Regions from separate parts of the Mus musculus genome. Here region 1 is linked to region 2. The links are chromatin contacts, found by POLR2A ChIA-PET in ENCODE. All regions are on one chromosome and are shown on one strand. Each heading gives the region's core, a stretch centred on a gene start or an enhancer-like site at or near the end of the contact. The rest is flanking DNA. Distances are from core to core; before and after follow the strand shown.

What was found. ChIA-PET counts read pairs that join two places held with the same protein, here RNA polymerase II (POLR2A).
Region 1: POLR2A ChIA-PET joins it to region 2 with 12 read pairs in embryonic stem cell. The contact joins two enhancer-like sites. POLR2A ChIA-PET finds 5 or more read pairs at or near these places in 3 of 5 experiments (Patski and embryonic stem cell).

Annotation. Positions count from the first base shown.
Region 1 is chr3:121,598,404-121,605,388 of GRCm38, reverse strand. It overlaps Gm33485 (a long non-coding RNA gene), which reads left to right. Exons shown (of 4, transcript XR_001783961.1): 2 at 4,383-4,480; 3 at 6,442-6,547. Among named protein-coding and RNA genes, the nearest start is that of Gm33485, 4.7 kb to the left of the region's middle. Within about 2 kb of position 3,213, at least 1 of the 3 ENCODE cell types and tissues checked has a DNase peak (open chromatin) inside an H3K27ac peak, as active enhancers do.
Region 2 is chr3:121,417,090-121,424,106 of GRCm38, reverse strand. No RefSeq gene overlaps it. Among named protein-coding and RNA genes, the nearest start is that of Cnn3, 5.9 kb to the left of the region's middle. Within about 2 kb of position 4,811, at least 1 of the 3 ENCODE cell types and tissues checked has a DNase peak (open chromatin) inside an H3K27ac peak, as active enhancers do.

The DNA.
Region 1 (6,985 bases), core at 1,964-4,463, 180 kb before region 2:
CTCAAACACATCCCTCACTACAGAGAAGCTGTATTCCCATCCTTACTCACTGTTTACACTCCATAGTCTAGTAAATTCCACAAAGGAAGGGAAACTCAAACCCTATTTTATCCATTTATACATTCCTGCAACCTAGTTCATACAACCACTGTGTTAATACTTGCTGAACGCATGCATGAGCTGTGAGGGTCTGATGGTGGCTCTTCCCAGTGCACACCCAAACAAGAGAAGGATCTTTCTCCTCAGGCTTCTCAGGCTAGGTCTCGGACCTTAGAGCTCAGAGCCATAGGCTTAGAGCCAACGCCATAGGCCCTGGTACATTCTGTCCCTGCTTGGCTGCCTGCCTTGTTGAGCAGTGCTCCACCTAAGGACTGGCTAGACATCACGGCTGGGTTGGGGGATGGCTGGAACCTACCCAGGACACGTTTGTCTCATTGGTGCTTGGACTGTAGGACTTTCATGAGTGGTGTCCAATTCAAGAAAAGCACAACCAATTACTCATCCAGCGAAGTGCTGTGCGACTGATGTTTAGAACAGCTGTTTACACAGAACCATTACTGATTTCCTGCCTCTGCAGTGGCTACACACTGGGAAACACACATCTGGCCAGCAAGGATGTGCTGGAGAAGCTCTAGGGTATGAGCTTGTGTCATTTTAATCCCATGGGAACACATCAGCAATCCAGTTATACCCTGGCGCCGGGAAAAGGGTGTGTGCCTATGAGGTGCAGGGTGTGGGTGACACTAAGATAGTCACAGAACTGGAGGTCACCAACTATATATCCAAGCCCCCCAAACCACAGACAATGCTGATGACATCAGCAGGACCCATGGCTTTATATAGTAATTTCCAATTGTGATGCCCTGTGTCATACCCGGCTTCATCTCACCGCCTAAACCTCTAAGAGACAGTAGAAAATCACAGCTTTTTCCACCAGAGCACTGGGAGGCTCCACCGGGTAAGTGACACACAGCAGCACAGAGATTGCCCATCTCAATGCCACTGACTTCTGCGCTGACAGCAGCGCCTCGTCCTGTGTGCTTCTCCTGCAGCTTCAGTTGGTTCCTAGAAATCCCAAAGGCCACGGTGTGTGCTGTGACTGAGTCTGGATGCTCTCGCAGAGAGACCGGCTTGCAGGAGTGAGTCACTCGCCTGGCAGGAGAGCCCTCCTGGCACCCATAACACAGGGAGTGCTTCTGCCTGCCAACCTTCAATCCCTGTTCTGTGTCCTCACAACCCTCCTTCCGTGATTCAGAAGCAAAAACAAAATGAATGGATGGCTCTTTTTGAAAAAAATGGCCATCAACTGGGTTCAGCATCAGAGGAAGCGATGGGTAAATGTGGATTTCAGTCAGGACTGCGGCTGTTGTGGACACGGTATTCATTCACACCTGCCAGTACATATATGATGCACTCACCAGTACATCTGAGAGGCTGTCAGGAGCTTTGTCAATATTCTTTCATTTGCACCTGCCCCTTGAGCAGATAAGAAGACTAGAGAGGTCAGGGATGGCTTGTGGTCTGACTGTATGTGAGTTCAGACAACTGTGAGCTGTGTCCTGCAAGCCAGTGCTCTGAAACTATGCAGCATTGCCCTGCTTAGCGATGGCAGCCTACAGCCCTTATAGACACATGAGGCGTTTCTGAACTCAACAGACCTCAGGACAAACCTGCCTTTGCTCATGATGTGCTCTGTCTCTGTTTCTGATTCTCTCTTCCCTCTGATGTCTACCCTCGATGTTCTCAGAGCCTTCTTTTCCTACACCTCCTTGTGAAGTTACACAGAAACTCAAACATCTCGTTTGATTATACAGAACAAGCCATGTATGGTAGCACTTTGAAATCCTATATCCCATCACTTGGTAGGGCCTGAGGCAGGAAGGGCACAACCTTAAAACCAGCCTGGGCTTCACTATGATGCACCAAAGAGAGAAAGAAATGAAGGAATTCCTGCTTTATTCTAAGCTGTGGTTGGGGAAATGGCTGTCAACAAGGTAGAAGTCCCTGACTTTCTGAGGAGGGCATTCGAGCAAGGAGGCAGACAAGACCATGACTATGTAAGGTAGTGTCAGGCTGGGAAGAAGATGAAGCAAGCAGGAGCTGGCCTTGAGAAGTAGGCTCAGGGAGGGCCTCCTTGAAGAAAGGCGCATGGGTAAAAACAAGGCCCAGTGGAGACAGAAGCTTGCCTCTCTGGAAGAACTTTACATCACAGTGATGGAAACGGGCGTGGCCTAGAGAAGCCAAATTTAGCAAAGAGGAGTGGGAGGATAGGAAGAAAGGTGGGGAGCCTGAGTAGGAAGTTCAACTAGTATCTATGGGGAATAATGATTAATAGCATCCGTGCCATCCAAAACCGGGAAGTACTTGTCTTGGTCTGCTGTTCTGTTGCAACAACATAGTCTCGGACAGTGTGGCTTGTTAACAACAGAACTTCATTTTTCACCGTTCTGAAAGTCGGGAAGTCTAAGAGTAAAGCACTAGTAGGTTCAGATCTACTAAGAACCAGTTGCAGGGTTCCAGATAGCATCTTGTTGCTGAATCTTCCAGAGTAGAAGCTGCAGCGTCTTCACACAGAGGGGAAAACAGAGAAGGCAAACCCTTACCCTCAAACCCTTTACAAAGGCCCAAATCCCATCCAAGTGGGGTTCTTAGCACTGTTGCATTTGAAGATTAATTCTCAACATAAATTTTAGAGGCTGGCCCACATTCAAACCACAACAATGCTCATGTGAGAATAAATTATCCGTTGTTAATCGGAAATTCTAATTTGACTCCAATAGCCCGTTTTAGTTGATAAACAGACTCATGTTTGATCCCCGGGCCAACACAGCTCATCCTCTTCCTTTGCATGTAAGCACTGATGTGAGACTGAACTGTCAGCACAGGGCTGGGGTGTAGCTCACGGGTAGAGAGGGCTTGCCTGAGTAAAATGCCAGGGTAGGGTGTGGAACGGTTGGAGCTGCTCAGTGAGGCGTAATGTGTAGAAATGGAACCAAGTGACCTCGTTCCCAGTGTTCTCCCAGAATTGGATTTTTTTCATTTCAAATCCAACAGAAAAGGAAGCAGAGCTGTCTGCGCCAGCTTACAGGGAGTCAGCGGCTTGCTGTTCCCCGCCCTTCCCAGGCCAGGGACATTGCTTCATCACACACTGGAAAAAAAAAAAAAAAAGAGGCAGGGAAGCAGCCCGTGCAGGGCCCAGCAATTGCCTTATAAGGACATTGGCTAGGCCAGCCAGGTGTGTCATCCCAGAGCTGAGAGGCCCCCTAGTGTGTCCTCCATGAGTCAAGGCCTTGGGAGGGTTAAGGGGTGAGGTGGCCTCAGAAGGCCCATGGCTGCAAGTGAGCAGTCTCACTTTCTCACTTTCTTTCCTGCTACTTGATCCCAGGAATCCACAATCTCATTCACCTTCACATTTGGGAAAGTGGAAAAGGATATTTTAATTAAAATAAAAAAAAAAATAGGTGCTTGTGTTAGCATTTCTTCTAGGCGCTGCCTCCACAGTTACCTGGCAACAGCCAGGAGTGCCTAACTCACTATAACAGGGGCTGCTTGCCCCCTCCTCTCTCTTGCTGTCTTGCCTTCTTGCTCTCACTTTGTCCTTCCCTCCTGCTCCCCCTCTCTCCTTACTCCCCTCCACCCCCTCTTTCTCATGACCGGCCTCTACCTCTCTGTCTCTGTCTCTGTCTCTCTCCCCCACCCCCCTTCTCTGTCTCTACTACCCTCTCAACTCCCCTCCCCAGGCCCTGAATAAACTATTCTATACTATACCTTTGTCATGTGGCTGGTCCCTCGGGAAAGGGATGCCTCAACATGGACCCACAGAGGCACCCCTTCCCCTACACCTGACTGCACACCCACCAAACATATTCCTTCTTTCTTTATTTTTATACAACACAACAGATTGTAAGTTGTTACTTCAGTAGCCAGAGTGTCTGCTCTGGGGTCTGCTGAAATAAAGAAAATGTAGACTTTGGAGAGCGCCCCATCGACAATGGACACACAGAGACCCTAGAAGCAAGGAAGCCGCATGTCGTGGCTCTGTGCTGGGAGGGATGCAGCCCACTAATCAGAAGGCTGTTTTCCAAGGGGAGGCGTGAGTATGAGGCTTTTAGAAGGATTTTTTAAAAAGAAGAAGCACAGAAAATACAGCAAAAGCCACAGAAATAGCACCGTAGATGCCAGGGACTTTGCAGAGAGCAGGGCCGCCCATGTTGAACCACCCCTCATCCCACCTAGACCCTTCCACATCTTCCAAGATGGCAGATACTCGCAGTTTGGCAGTTTGTGTGCTGGGGTAGATGGGGAGACGTAGGAGAGAATAATTAATGCGATTAGATAACATCTTTCTCCATAACCCCGCCCCCATTGCTGTTGGTCTGTAGGTGATTGGCGGAGGGTGATGTTCACCGGCTGTCTGTGCTTCCTTCAAGATTTCATTGGCTCTCAGCACTTCTGCTGGCCCGGTGGCTTGCTTACTGAGGTAACATGGATTTTCTTTTCCTGCCCTGTGAAGGGTTTATCTGGTGCCTCTGGAGTTCGTACCTCTTTCCTGGGAGCACAGTGCTTCACACCTCCAGCTTTTCCCACACAAGCAGCACAGAGTGCGTGATACACTGAATCCAAGGCGGGATGCTTCCCATGTCCCTGGAAGGGGACTGGAGAAAAAAGAAGTAAATTTGGGGGGTTCTCTAAAAATAAGTCAAGCTAAGCACACACAAGAAAGACTAAAGGGGGAACCGGAAATCAGCTGTTGTGTCCTGGTAGCATATTTAATGTAAGAGACAGTGAGTCAGAATTCCAAATTTGCATAACTTTGATCCAGTCATTACAAGAATTTGTTCTACAATCAGAGAAGTACCAAATTTATAAGGACAGTTGAGAGGTGTTCAGTGGAAGAGAGAAGATAGAAAAAAATGTCGATTACCCATACAAGGTTTTCCATTTGTAGTTGAAACAGAGTGTAATTTTCCCCTATGTTGGAGTAGGCTAAAATTATGTTGTAGTTTCTTTTTTTTTTCTTTTGGTTTTTTGAGACAAGGTTTCTCTGTATAGCCCTGGCTGTCCTGGAACTCACTTTGTAGACCAGGCTGGCCTCGAACTCAAAAATCTGCCTGCCTCTGACTCCTGAGTGCTGGGATTAAAGGCATGAGCCACTAGTAAAAAATGAAGTTTTAAAAAAAAAGCAATAAATCCCATGTTTTATGAGACCTTTCAGGCAAGAACTAAGCCACCAAGATGAGGTCTCTTACATCAAAAATATTGCTCCTAACAACACGGTCCCCACATACTAGCAGAGATAAGTCACTTAAATTGCCCTTTTGAGAAGAAAAGGGTTTTCCCAAATGACAATATTAACTAATATTGCTTTAGATGCCGGCATAACTGTAATACCTGTCTGTTACAAAATCTTCAAGATCTGATATAAAGTAAAATGAAATATAGAATTAGTAATAAGTTAACTTTATTCTGTGATAGACATTTGTGGTTTTTTGATACATATTCTTTTACTTTTTTCTTGGTAGAAGAAGGAAAGGAAAGAAGGGTGGGTAGGTAGAAGGGTAAAATGTTTTACAACCTGCCTTATTTATTAACATGGACACCCCTTTCTTGTAAAAATGCAAAGTCTATCTTCTGAATTGCTTGATTTCCATCTAGAAAGACTCTAGCAGGTTGACATCCCCACAGGAGTGTATTGAATGCCATTCCTCACATTCTGCAAACAGCCATCTTCCTGTTTCACACAGGATACGGAGCCTCTGCCCATTAGCCAACAGGCCTTTGTGTTGTTTCTTTGTGAGGCTGTGCAGTGTTGCCTTGAGTCAATTCCATCACCAAGGGATGCTCAGAAATTGATCTTCTTTATGGTGGTGTCTATGAGCAAATCACTTAGGAAGGGCATTGGTCCTCTGTAACTTGAAGGAATGCTTTCAGAACAGGCGACCTTAAAGAAACAGATGCTTCTGATGAAAAGCAGATGGCATAATAGTGTGATTTAAGAATGACACTGTCATAATGAGACTCTCCTCATCTGTATGCATTGCATGGAAGATGCAGGCAGAAGCACCTTCTGGAAACCCCAGAAGCTGATGTGTAAAGGAAGAGACACACCAAATAAATAAATAGACACATAAGCATCAGGGAGTGCAAAAGGACCACGAGCGTTACAAGCAAGGTCCAGAGAGGAACAGTTGGCCCTAACCAGGAAAAATAGGAAAGAAAGCCTCCATCTTTCTTTCCTTGGATACCTTCCGGGTTTATCTTAAGTCGTCTGGTTTGTTTGTAAGTTTGTTTTTGATTTTGAGAAGATTGCTCTGATTAATTGGTATCAGAATTATTAGTATTGGGATTTAGCCCGAGTGTTCTGAATTCAGGATGATGGAAGAGTAGGAGATGTGATTTTCATTTTAACAGTTTCAGCTCTTCTTTTTCTGGTTTCTTGAGTTCTACACCAGAGTCCTGCAGTCGGAGAGACCAGTGAATTGATGAGCAGAGCCTAACCTGGGAACTGGGCTATTAGTACATCTCTGAAGCATCTGACAGTCTACAGGTGAGGAAGAAGTAACATTTTATATGTGTCTCTTTACTACTGTACTGAGAATGGAATCAAAGGCAGAAGGTAAAGGGCCCACATAAGCGTTGCCATAGGCAGACAACACCGAGTTCTGAGGTCCCGGGGTGGCTGTGTTTGGAAAGACATTACAAAGGAGGGAAATATTCTTTGGGATAGGGGGAGGTGAGCATTAGTGACAACCATTCACCAAATAAGAGGTGTAGGAGGCAGGATTGGGGGATTTAGATGAGAAGCAGGGACTGGTAGAACTGTAACCAAAGATGCCCACACACACACACACACACACACACACACACACACACACATACACACACACACACACACATGACACAAAGCCAGAGCTTGCAAGTCAGCTCTTAGCTGGGCCTCAGGAATTGAGGGACAACTCGGGGACAACTATGGAGCATTGAAACC
Region 2 (7,017 bases), core at 3,562-6,061:
ACTTAGCAAAATTATCTTGAGGATGGGCAGGATGGCTCAGTGGGTAAAGCTCTTGCCAACCAAGCCTTACAGCCAGAGTTCAATCCCTGGAACCCACTAAAGCTGGAAGGAGAGAACAAACTCCTGTCCTTTTGACTCCGTAGGCATGCTGTAGACACTCTGAGAATAATTTTTAAAAAAACAGAATTTCAAATCGTTACATCCACTCACTTTGTATGCTATATCCTCAGCGCATCCCTTTTTATTATTTAGTAGTAGTTCAGCACAGAGAGCCACCCTGTGTGCTGATGATGTGCCTCCTGGCTGATGAATCTTTTAGTTGATTACAGTTTGGCGCCATTACAAATCTTTCTTTGTGCTTTGACTTCTAATGAAGTTCCATCCCAATAAACCCATAGTAAATTGAAAATATCATAAATTGAAGTAAAATTGTCACACCTAACCTATGGAACACCACAGCCGAGCAGCCCACAGTTGCTCTCTGGGCACGGATCACCCTCAGTTGCTCTCTGGGTTGCCCTCTTATTTTTGTTTTATTTTTCGACAGGGTCTCACCCTATAGCCTAAGCTAGCCCAGAACTCACTGTAGCCCAGGCTGACCTCCCATTTACAGTAATCCTTCTGTGTCATCGAAAGTGCTAGGATTACAGGTGTGAGTTACCAGGTCTGAATGGCTGGTTACTGTCTGGATTGCCTGGTTGGCTGGAGCCGTGAATCCCTGCTGCTGCTGGACACTGGGAGAAAGCCTTAGAACACCTAGCACTTTCCTGGGAGAAGATAAGTTGTAATTTGGCAGGGCATGATGGTATACCCACTGAATGTGAGCACTGGGGAGGCAGAGGTGGGTAGATCTCTGTGAACTGGAGGCCAGCTTGTCTACATAGCAAGTTCCAGGAAGTCAGAGCTATGTCGAGATTCTCTGTCTTTAAGTATATATGTATGTGTTTGGGGGTGCATATATATATATATATATAAAGAATTTGTCATTTGCAGTACAGTTTCTACTAGATGCATGTCACTTTCACAATATTGTAAGTTGGGAGATCATAAACCACCCCTCAACAGGGTCCACCAAAAAAGGTACAGCAGTCGTTCATGAACAAGCTATTAACAAAGACATGCTTTCATTTCTCTTAGATATATACCTCCAAGAACAAAGGCTGGCAGGTGAAAGGTGTGTGTTTAACTTTTTAAGAAATAGCTTGGGGCAGTGGGGCAAGAGAGATGGCTCAGCGGTTAAGGGCATGGACTGCTCTTCCAAAGGTCCTGAGTTCAAATCCCAGCAACCACATGGTGGCTACAGTGTACTCATATACATAAAATAAGTAAATCTTTTTTTTTTTTTTTTTTTTTTGGTTTTTTTCGAGACAGGGTTTCTCTATGTAGCCTTGGCTGTCCTGGAACTCTGCCTCCCAAGTGCTGGGATTAAAGGCGTGCGCCACCACGCCCAGCAATAAGAAAAAGAAACAGCCGAGTAAGTTGGCTCAGAAAGTAAAGGCATTTGCTTCCAAACTTGACAGGCACGTGAGTGGGTGCGGTCCCACCTGCAAGGGTGAGTCTTAGGTCCTCTGTACCTTTGCTAACATTCAGTGTATTTCTGTGGAGTGGCAGCTCATTGTTTTAATTTCAGGATTTCTAATACGTACATTTGACATCTTCTCTTGTACTCACTTGCTACCTGTATTTTTTTTAATTCTCTTTGAAGTCTCGCCCCTCTCCCCCTTTGAGATAGGGTTTCCATATGCCACCGTGGATGATCTAGAACTCACTGTGTCAGTGTTTCTCAACCTATGGCTTAAGACCCTTTTGGGGGTCACATATCAGATATTTACATTAGAATTCATAACAGTAGCAAAATTACAGTTATGAGGTAGCAATGAAATAATTTTATGGTTTGGGCCAGCACAACATGAGGAACTGTATTAAAGGGTCGCAGCATTGGGAAGGTTGAGACCACAGAAATATGTCAACCAAGCTGGTCTTAAATTCATGAAGATTTGCCTGCTTTTGTTTGTGGTTAAAGGCATGCACTAACATGTCTGGATACTTATTTGTTAGTTAGTTAGTTAGTTAGTTAGTTAGTTAGTTAGTTAATAAAAGAGACAGTGCCCAACTAGGTAGCCCACACTGGCCTCAAACTCATGGCAATTCTCCTGCCTCAGCTTCTAAGAGTACTGGTATTATAGACATGAGTCACCATGCCTAGCCAACTGTTTTCTTTTGACAGTGTGTCTTTCACTTACTGTTAAGATAAATTCAGAAAATCCTGACCAAATTCTAACGAGAGAGTGTGTCACCAGGGAGAGCCTGAAAATCTTAAGCATTTTATTTTTTCCAAATGTGAAGAACACTTTAAACTGAAGTGGGTACTCTTAAACAGTGTAACTACATTTCCAGATCCCCATTAGTTGAAAGCAGGTATTGGAGAGATGTAAAGGAAGTTTGCTGTTTGCTTTAGAACATATTCTTCCGGGCTGGGAAGATAGCTCAGTTGGTACAGTGTATGGAGCACAAGGGTCTGAGTTCAAATCCCAAATTGCACCTCTTTAAAAAAAGGTAAAAGTGGGTGGTGTCTAGTGCGCATGATCCCAGGGAGGAGGAGCCAAGTCTCTGGTTCTAATCAGCCAGGCAGCCTAGCCAAATTACTGACTGCCAGGCCAATGAGGGACCAAGAGTGATGGCACCTGAGGGAGAAGAGCTGATGTTGTCCTCTGAGCTCCACATGCATAAACCTTAAAACCAGGCCTGGGATAGGATGATTTTCTAAAGACTGCTGGAATCCCTGGAGAATTTAAATAATTATTTTACAGGTGACATTTTTTTTTGGAATATGTTATAAAAAATACTCTGGTTTTCATTTTTAAAAAATTCCTTATTTATTCACTTTACATGCTGACTGCAGCCCCCCTCCCTCTGCTCCTCTGAGTACCCCTTCCCCATGCCCTCCTCCTTTTCTCCTCAGAGAAGGGAAGACCACTCGTGGGTGCCTGAAAGATCCTGGCAGAATGTAAAAGGACACAGAAGCCCTGAAATTGGCAAGATAGACGTCAGTGTTAGCAGAACTAGCTTCACTGATTTAGAAAAATAGAGGTGCACAATGCTCTGGCCACTCCTTGAACCTGTGTGTCTGCCAATGTTCTGACCAGGTGTGTGCCCATTGCTGCACCTCATTAGACTCTTTCCTTGTACCCCTCCCATACCCATTCCTTGAGAATAGACATTGTTTAGATCTGGAAATCCCCTACTCTCCCCCTTCTCCTTTCCCCACTGAGGGCCTATAAAATCTGGGAACTCTTTCCCCTCGAGGTCGACTCCTCTACCCCTGAGTGGGATATGAGTCGTCCCCAGAGCTCTGGCTTTCCCCGAATAAAGCCTCATGTGGTTTGCAACAAGCTCGGTCTGTCGTGAGTTCTTGGGTGTCCGCTATTGTCCTGAGGCCTGAGCGAGGGGCTCTTCTCGGAGTCTTTCATACCAACATACCCTGGTACATCAAGTCGAATCAGGACTAAATGCATCCTCTCCCATTGAAACAAGACAAGGCAGCCCAGCCAGGGAAAGGGGAGATGCAAACGCAGGTAACAGAGTCAAAGACAGCCTTTGCTCCAGTTGTTAGGGGATCCACATGAAGACCAAGCTGCACATCAGCTACATACATGTAGGGAGCCTAGGTCCAGCCCAAGGATACTTTTGGTTGGTGGTTCAGTCTCTGTAAGCCACCATGGACCCAGATTAGTTGATTCTGTAGGTCTTCTTGTGGTAACCTTGACCCTTCTGGCTCCCTCAAATTCTTACCCCCACTCTTCCACAAGACTTCCCAAGCTCTGCTTGATGTTTGGCTGTGGGTCTCTGCATCTGTTTCTATCAGCTGCTGTGTGGAGTCTCTCAGGAGACAGTTATGTTAGACTCCTGTCTGCAAGAATAGCATAGTATCGCCGGGCAGTGGTGACGCACGCCTTTGATCCCAGCACTTGGGAGGCAGAGGCAGGCGGATTTCTGAGTTTGAGGCCAGACTGGTCTACAGAGTGAGTTTCAGGACACCCAGGGCTACACAGAGAAACTCTGTCTCAAAAAACCAAAACAACAACAACAAAAAACCCAAAACAAAATTATATATATATATACACATACAGCTGGAGGCTTGAGTGGGGGTGGGGTGGCGATGGAAGGGGGATGGTGTCGTAGGAGGGTCAGGCAGCTATCAGAGCAAGAGGGCTTTGAAGTTGTGAGGAGTTTTGCCTTAAACGGGCAATGATATGGTTTGGCTGGCTGGACTCCCGAAGTCCATGTGCCAGAGGCTTGCTCTAGTGTGGTGGTGGTGAGCCAGTAGAATCCCTAAGAAGCTGGGCTCAGGTAGGTGAAGTGCTTACAGGAAAAGCATAAGGACTTGGAGTTCCATCTCCAGAACCAACATAAAAATGTCAGGGCAGTGGTGCACACTCGTAATCCTAGCTCTGGGGGGGGGGGGGGGGGCGGGGGGGGGCGGGCTCAACCCATCAGCCAAAAGCAACAGAGGCGGCGACACCTGGGGCTGACTTCTGACTTTCCACACACAGAATACATATGAATGCACACACATGCGCACACAGAGAAAGAGGCCTAGTGGGGTGTGGGTAGGTCATTAGTGCACGGCCCTCGGAAAGGATCGGCACAGATCTCTTGGGACCTTAGTTCTCACAAGAATGGGATGTTGTAAAAGGAGAAAGTCCGTCCCTTCCTGCTTCTGGCTCCCGGTCTCAATAGGTGGTCTCTCCTTGTGTGTCTGTTCCCTCTCGTGATGCCATCTGCCATGTGACACACCACTCCAGGGACCTCACTTGGAGCTGCATGATTTCCTATTTTTAGCCTCCAAAACTTCCAGTTAAAGAACAACTGCCCCTCCCCCTTATCTTTCTGGTTTGTGAAACAGAGTAGATTGCCCAGGCTGGTTTTAACTAGCTAACTAGCTGGGGATGACCTTGACCTTCCGACCTTCCAGCCTCTCTCTCCCAGGACAGGATTACAGGCGTGCTTAACCACATCTAATCGCATGCAATGCAGGGCCTTGAACCCAGGCCTTTATGCTTGTGACCAGAGCACGCTGTTCACTGAGCTACCTCTTGAACCAAGCTTTTTTTTTTTTTTTTTTTTGGGGGGGGGGGGGTTCGAGACAGGGTTTCTCTGTATAGCCCTGGCTGTCCTAGAACTCACTTTGTAGACCAGGCTGGCCTCGAACTCAGAAACCTGCCTGCCTCTGCCTCCCAAGTGCTGGGATTAAAGGCATGAATCAGAATCAGATGTAGTTTAACATCAGGAAACAAGACCACAAGACAGGAGGTTCAAAGGGTTAAAAACAAAACACCAAAAAAAACAAAAAACAAAACAAAACAAAACAAAAAAACCCTTCTGTGTGTTTTTCTGAATTAAAGAAGGATTAAAATAAAATAAACCCGAATTAGTTAGGCATTAAGGTGATTTTTAAAATGGAGTCTTGAGTAGTGTATCCGCCCCAAACTGAAATTAAGTAGGTAGGTGAGGGGAGTGACTGGGGCCTGTAATTCCAGCTGCTTGGGAGGCTGAGGTAGCAATACCCCAAGTTCACAGTCTGCCTGAACTAGAGGGCGAGGGCAAGGGCAGCCTAAGCAAGCTAATTATATCTGGTTTTAAATGAAAAAGTCAAGAGGGTCAAGTTTGCAGCGCAGTGGCAGAGCTTGGGCACGGCAGGCGGGAAGCCCTACATTCAACCCCGGAGCTGGAAAAAAGAGGTAGGTGGACCCATTGTCCAGCCACCCTGGATAGAAACCCGCCTATTATGTTATAATACTGGTTCAGCTGAGAGCTAATGCCTTAGGAGAGGAATGTGGTCAGCATAATAGGAAAGAATTTTTCCGCTCCCTTTTGTGCGCTCAGAACTGGCCTCCCCGTTCGTTTCCATCTCTTTCTCCAACTTTGCATTTTAAATTGGATTGTGATCATAGATTTTAAAACAACAAAAAAACTTTTTTTGGCTTCACCTATACTCCCAGCCCCAATCAGTTTTTAAGGAAATCTTGTTGTGAAGGGGTTTGAATATACTTTTTGCGTGTAGCTCTTTGCTAGAAGAGTGTATGGGTGTGATTTATAGGCATTATTCCAAATACCAGCCCATCCTCCACCCCCACCAAAAACAAAACAAAACAAAAAAAAATCCCTTTCAGCTGTTGGAATGCATTTCTGAATTGGCCTGGTTTTGCTGTCTCATCAAGAGTGCTGTGGTCTGACTGTGTCCCCTAACTCACTCTGCAATGTGATAGCTTCCTCCGAAGATCAGACTGGCAGGGACTCTCTGGATCTGAGAGCCCCTCCCTTGGGTGAGATGAAGGATTTTATAAAAGAGACTTAGAGGACAACTGGCCCCTTCTGCTCTCAGCCCTGTGCAATGCTTAGAGTGACTGTCAAGACACATGGCAGTCCTGTGCAGTACTGAGCCGGCAGCTTCCCAGCCTCCAGAACAGCGAGAGATCAGCGTTTACTGCTTATCAATTACTCAGTATTTTGTTATGACAGCAGAAACCATGAGGTATCAAAGCGAGGGGAAGTCCAAGTAGTGTTTGGGCACGGTAGTACACAGTTTCAGTACTTGGGAAGCTGAGGCAAGAGGATCATTTGAGTTCAGCGGTCTAAGCAAGACTAGCCTAAGTAGCATAGCAAGACACTGTGAAAAGAATAAAGAAAGAAAGGAAGAAAGAGAGAGAGAGAGAAAGCGAGAGCGAGAGAGAACTACATTATTTTGTAGAAAATGTGATTTTTTTTTCTCTTGACACCAGTCAATATTTTTTGGTTTTGTTTGTTTTGTTTTGCTTTTTGAGCCAATTCTTATTAAACATTTTTAAGTGAGGTAAGAATTACAGCCAGGCGTGGTGTCGCATGCCTTTGATCCCAGCACTTGGGAGGCAGAGACAGGCAGATTTCTGAGTTCGAGGCCAGCCTGGTGTACAAAGTGAGTTCCAGGATAGCTAGGGCTACACAGAGAAACCTTGTCTCGAACCCCCACTGCCAAAA